Linked DNA regions of Homo sapiens: region 1 is linked to region 2. Evidence: read pairs that join two places in POLR2A ChIA-PET (ENCODE). Cell type or tissue: MCF 10A. All regions are shown on one strand. Links, peaks and the distances in the headings refer to the core of each region. The heading gives the core; the rest is flanking DNA. Region 1 overlaps FNBP1 (formin binding protein 1). Region 2 overlaps FNBP1 (formin binding protein 1).

Region 1 (2,916 bases), core at 315-2,814, 110 kb after region 2:
TTCCCCTTCTTTAACAGAGTGTATTCAATCTTGGCTGAACCCTCAGAGCTCACTGGCGTGTGTAACTGACTTTAGAGAGAGCCAGGAGGTCGGGATTGCACACAATAGGGTTAGCTGAAGGTGAAGCACCTAGGGCTAGAGACTTCCCCGGCCAAGGGCAAGGCAGAGCTGGGATAAAGGAGTTCAAAGCCCTGAGGTGGAAGAAGGCTGGTGCATATAAAGAAGGAGAAGGCAGCCTGGCCGGAGGAGACTGTGTTGCAAGAGGGACCAGCAACATAAAAGGATTGTCTAAATTTAGCTTTACTTGGAGTTGGGAAGTCCTTGTTGGGTTTCTGCTCAGATCTGAGCCCCACTCACTCCATGTTAGGTGATCTGGGTTCCTAAGTGTTCTCCCAACAGTACCCTCTCGGTGATGCCTACAGGATCCCATGGAAACGTCATCCTTTTATCGTGAGCATTTGGCATCTTACTCAGTTTCCCTGGACTCAATCTTCCATCCACGTGAGTGTATCCTACATTTCCCTCTAGTCTTTTTTCCTTTCCTTTCTTTACTTTTGCCCCATGTCCCTAGGACTGGCCCACAATTCAGACTGGTTACCAAGTACCTAGTGTATAAAATAGTACCCTTTACTCTCCCTGTGAGCTGCCTTGCCTGATCTCGGCCACATCTGAAGAATCAACATACATATAACCTTTAGGTTGGCTTACATTTGCCGTCATTTAACCCCCAGGTCCCTCACCCCAAGCTTGTGAGCTGGGTGGGGTCCATACTACAAGCAAATATTATCTAAATAAACAGAACTTGGCCAGGCTCAGTGGCTCATGCCTGTAAGTAATCCCAACACTTTGGGAGGCTGAGGCAGGAGGATCACTTGAGGCCAGGAGTTCAAGGCTAGCCTGGGCAACATAGTGAGATCCTATCTCTACCCCCCCCAAAAAAACAGGAAATAATAATAAATAAGAAATTTACAAAATTAAAAAATTAGCTGGGCGTGGTAGTGTGCACCTGAGTCTTAGCTACTGGGGAGGCTGAAGTGGGAGGATGGCTTGAGGCCAGGAGGTTGAGGCTGCAGTGAGCTCTGACAGTGCCTGGGTGACAGAGCAAGACCCTGCCTGTCTCAGACTATTGCACATTGGTGACACGTAATTGAACACTGCTAATGGAGAGTATCTGTTGCCCACTCATGCAACTAACATTTTACATTTTCAATTTTTCTCTAACAATCCAATGCCAATTTCTAGATCTGCTTGAAGTTATCAGAAAGTCTTTATCCCACCCAACTACTTCCAACTTCTCTCTAGGGTTTTCTTCCATCTCTAATGACTGTTCATTCCGCTTTCTCAATTACTGGCATTTCATAATCCAAGGAAAGTGAGAAAGTGAAGGAAGAAGCCATCGTATCATCCTGTTTTTCATTTCCATCAGGTGGTTGAATCTTTTTGGCAAATAAAGCACTTGACTGCCTAAAATTTTTCTGCAATGACATTGTTTATCTACCTTACTCACTTGCTGATCTGCCAAACTGACAAAATAAACAATAAACCTTAGCCAAAAGGTTTCTGTTCAGCAAACTACTCCCTGATGCCAGGCGGCTCACGCTTGTAATCCCAGCACTTTGGGAGGCCGAGGTGGGTGAATCACCTGAGGTCAGGAGTTTGAGACCAGCCTGGCCAACATAGTGAAACCCTGTCTCTACTAAAAATACAAAAATTAGCCGGGCGTGGTGGTGCACACCTGTAATCCCAGCTACTCAGGAGACTGAGGCAGGAGAATTGCTTGAACCCAGAAGGTGGAGGTTGCAGTGAGTGGAGATCGCGCCACTGCACTCCAGCCTGGGTGACAGAACGAGACTCTATCTCAAAAAAAAAAATAGTCCCTGACATTTTTGCCTATGGAGTCACACCCAAGACATTCAATCTATGTACCGAGTGCCTCACAACTTAAGGAATGTGCCTGATGATTCTAGGTGTGTGTCACTTTTTGAATTGTTGAACCCTTTACAAACCTCCTGTTAACATTAGCATTTATTTGAGCTACAGTGTGGGACTCAACATAAAATTTCTAAGTAAAGTTTCTAACTTTAGAAATCGTCTATTGTAATTGGCATTGCCATGTTATCTGCTCATTATGAATCAGTACTCCTAGGATCACTATTTCAGTGTCAGTTGATCCTGGAACTCAGATTACCTTGAAACACTTGAGTTGAAGGGACTCGAGGTCACACAGTCTAGTTTATACCAAATTCATTGATCACGTCCACAATACCCCTAATAAAAAAGTGATCATTCAGTCTCGACATGGAATTCAAGATATCAATGGAAGGCCGGGCGCAGTGGCTCACGCCTATAATCCCAGCACTTTGGGAGGCCTAGGCGGGTGGATCACCTGAGGTCAGGAGTTCCAGACCAGCCTGGCCAACACGGTGAAACCCTGTCTCTACTAAAAATACAAAAATTAGCCGGGCGTGGTGGCACATGCCTGTAATCCCAGCTACTTGGGAGGCTGAGGCAGAAGAACTGCTTGAACCCAGGAGGTGGAGGTTGCAGTGAGCCAAGACCGTGCCACTGCACTCCAGCCTGGGTGACAGAGACAGACTCTATCTCAAAAAAAGAAAAAAAAGATATCAATGAAATATCATGACAACCAGCAACATGTGGAGGTGGATAATGATAGCCAACACTAGTAGAGTTTATTTCGCATATAATCTTATGGAGTAGGCACTATCATTATCTCCATTTTACAGATGAAGGAACTGAGGCTAAATGACTTGTCCAAAATCAATCAGTTAGTTAATGTCAGGATATGAACCAAGCAGTCTAGCTCCAGATCCACACTCTTGAACAATATGACACACTGACTAAATTGTAGAAATCTTTTAAGAATGAGAAAATTGGCCAGGCACGGTGGCTCATACC
Region 2 (2,916 bases), core at 245-2,744:
TAAGCTCTTTCCCACTACACCCAGCCGAGATGCAAAAATCAATGCATGCAAACTGCATAAGTCCCATAAACCATTCCCAGTTCCATGGATGCTGGCCAGAATGCCCCAGAAAAAGCAGTGAGCAACGCTACAGTAAAGGAGAGTAAGAGATACTTCTGACTCTAGGGAGAATCCATGAAAAACACATTTTGAGACAGTCTTCTTCCTTTTCCTACCAAGTGTTACCATCAATGTCAGTGGCAACACTGAAGTGTTAATGAAATTTATGTTTCCTTAATACAAACCCCATCAACCACTGCACGCCTAGCTGCTGCCTTTTCCCTAGCGTGAGTATTCCTGCCAGTCTCTTCACACAGGCTGAGGCCAAAAGTCTCCACCCCTGTAAAGTGACAGATGGGACATCACATTCCTCAGAGAATGTGGGTGAAAAAGAACATTAAAAAAAAAAAATCTCTTCTCCTTACCCCATGCACACCTCCCTCTGCTGCCTCTAAAAGTCTAGTTACTTTTTTTTTTTCCTTGAGACAGAGTCTCACTCTGTTGCCCAGGCTGGAGTGCAGTGGTGCGATCTCAGCTCACTGCAACCTCTGCCACCCAGGTTCAAGCGATTCTCCTGCCTCAGCCTCCTAAGTAGCTGGGACTACAGGCATGTGCCACCACGCCCGGCTAATTTTCCACAGTCTCTAACTCTTGACTTCAGGTGATCTGCTCACCTTGGCCTCCCAAAGTGCTGGGATTACAGGCATGAGCCGCCGCGCCCAGCCTAGTGACTTCTTTTAGGCCTTTAGGAAGCCTCTCAGAGTTCAGAGAGAATGCCCTCCCTGACCTCAAAATCAGTTTTCCACAGTGTACGAAACTCATCTCCGCGGTTTTTAATCTGTCAGAAGAACTGCATTTTGATATCTTGATTCCCTTTTCAGAAGCAGCTGCTCTCTTTACACTGTGCATGAGCTTTAAGGAGAAAGTATCAACAGTTTCAGGCTTTGACATATGCTTACTTGTTAGAAAGCTCTGGCTAAATTGTGATGTCAAGTGCTTTTACTTAAGTGAGGCTATGTTCATAAAGAGAGAGAAATTTCGTGCTGGGCACGGTGGCTCATGCCTGTAATTCCAGCACTTTGGGAGGCCGAGGTGGGTGGATCATAAGGTCAGGAGTTTGAGACCAGCCTGGCCAACAATGTGAAACACCGTCTCTGCTAAAAATATAAAAAACTAGCTGGGCGTGGTGGCGAGCGCCTATAATCCCAGCTACTTGGGAGGCTGAGGCAGGAGAATTGCTTGAACCCGGGAAGCGGAGGTTGTAGTGAGCCGAGATCGTGCCGCTGTACTCCAGCCTGGGCGACAATGCGAGACTCCATCTCAAAAAAACAAAAAAAAAAAAAAAAGAGAGAGAGAAATTTCTTCAAATAACCAGGGATAAGCCAGGGCATTTAGAAAAGAGATTTTACTTTAAACCCTCAATTCTTTTGAAACAAGGGCAAGGCAGGCTTGGGGCAGGGTAGAAAGAGGAGACCCAGTTAATGTAATTCCAGAAGCAAGTTGCATTTGCCAAGCAGCTTACATGTGGGCTTATGACTGGGTTCCTAGGCTGATTATGATAAAATGCCAGGGTGATGTGCTGGGAAGTGTGTGATTCAGCAAATAGTTGACCACAAAAGGCCACGCAAAGACCTTTCAGCTAATGTTCTCAAAGACACACCCATCAGACACACTGACTGACTCTCTAATGTGTGTGTGTGTGTGTGTATGTGTGTGAGATAAGAGTTGAGTGAAACCAGAATGGAAGTGACTATTCCTAATAGCAAACCAAAGAAGTTTGACTCTAAATCTAAGATGAAGCAAAACTAACCTTTAATATAAAAATAAAGACTTGTTTTCCGTATACTATGGTGCTACAATATTTATTTGAAAACTGGATTATTCTGGATTATGGATTTCACCACGTTGGTCAGGCTGGTCTCGAACTCCCGACCTCAGGCGATCTGCCCACCTCGGCCTCCCAACGTCCTGGGATTACAGGAATGAGCCACCATGCGCGGCCTCTTGCTACAGTCTTTTGTTAAAATATCAGAGCACTTTCGACCTCAGAAAACAGAATCTCTCTATCTGACCTCCACGTGCCCTTCTTTCACCTGCCCAAGGCAGGATTCTGATTGTGGCCATATGATCCTCATTCAAGAGGCTTCATGAGGATCGTGCCCCATACCCTGAAGGAAGGAAGGCTGCACAGGGAGGCCAAGAAGAATCTGCACAGACAGGCCCTGCTGGGTGTCACTACCTGATCTATTAGGATGCGATCAGGCAGTTTCTGACCAATCTCATTTCCACATGGTTGTCCATGCTTCAATCATGTCTATCTGATGAAGTCTCATAAAAGGCCCAAGAGGACAGGGTTTTTGGGGAGATTCTTAGAGAGTGGCTGCCCGGGGAGGGCATGGATGCTCTGTGCCCCCTCCCCCACACCTTGCCCTAAGCATCTCTTCATCTGTATTTTTAATAATATCCTTTGTAATAAACCAGTAAATGTGGTGGCCAGGCGCAGTGGCTCACGCCTGTAATCCCAGCACTTTGGGAGGCTGAGGCAGGCAGATCAAAAGGTCAGGAGCTCGAAACCAGCCTGACCAACATAGAGAAACTCTGTCTCGACTAAAGACACAAAAAATTAGCCGAGTGTGGTAGCACCCGCCTGTAGTTCCAGCTACTTGAGAGGCTGAGGCAGGAGAATTGCTTGAACCTGGGAGGCGGAGGTTGTGGTGAGCCAAGATCACGCCATTACACTCCAGCCTGGGCGACGGGCGAGATTCTGTCTCAAAAAAAAAAAAAAAAACCCAAAAACAAACCAGTAAATATAAGTGTTTCCCTGAGTTCTGTGAGCTGCTCCTGCAAATTAATTGAACCCAAAGAGAGGGTCAGGGG

What was found. ChIA-PET counts read pairs that join two places held together with the same protein. Peaks named below come from ENCODE experiments on the same cell type or tissue, not always from the same donor. Only the 100,000 strongest peaks of a DNase experiment are listed, where the experiment ranks them.
Region 1: POLR2A ChIA-PET joins it to region 2 with 6 read pairs; 4 of 35 experiments call an interaction of 5 or more read pairs at or near these places.

The regions. Positions count from the first base shown.
Region 1 is chr9:130,023,320-130,026,235 of GRCh38, forward strand. All of the region lies in intron 1 of FNBP1 (formin binding protein 1), which reads right to left. Among named protein-coding and RNA genes, the nearest start is that of FNBP1, 18 kb to the right of the region's middle. RefSeq lists a silencer at 702-852. In MCF 10A, for the core only: no CTCF peak of the experiment used is centred there; a DNase peak (open chromatin) is centred at 1,473.
Region 2 is chr9:129,909,121-129,912,036 of GRCh38, forward strand. All of the region lies in intron 11 of FNBP1 (formin binding protein 1), which reads right to left. Among named protein-coding and RNA genes, the nearest start is that of MIR6855, 41 kb to the left of the region's middle. RefSeq lists a silencer at 1,430-1,724. In MCF 10A, for the core only: no CTCF peak of the experiment used is centred there; a DNase peak (open chromatin) is centred at 1,631.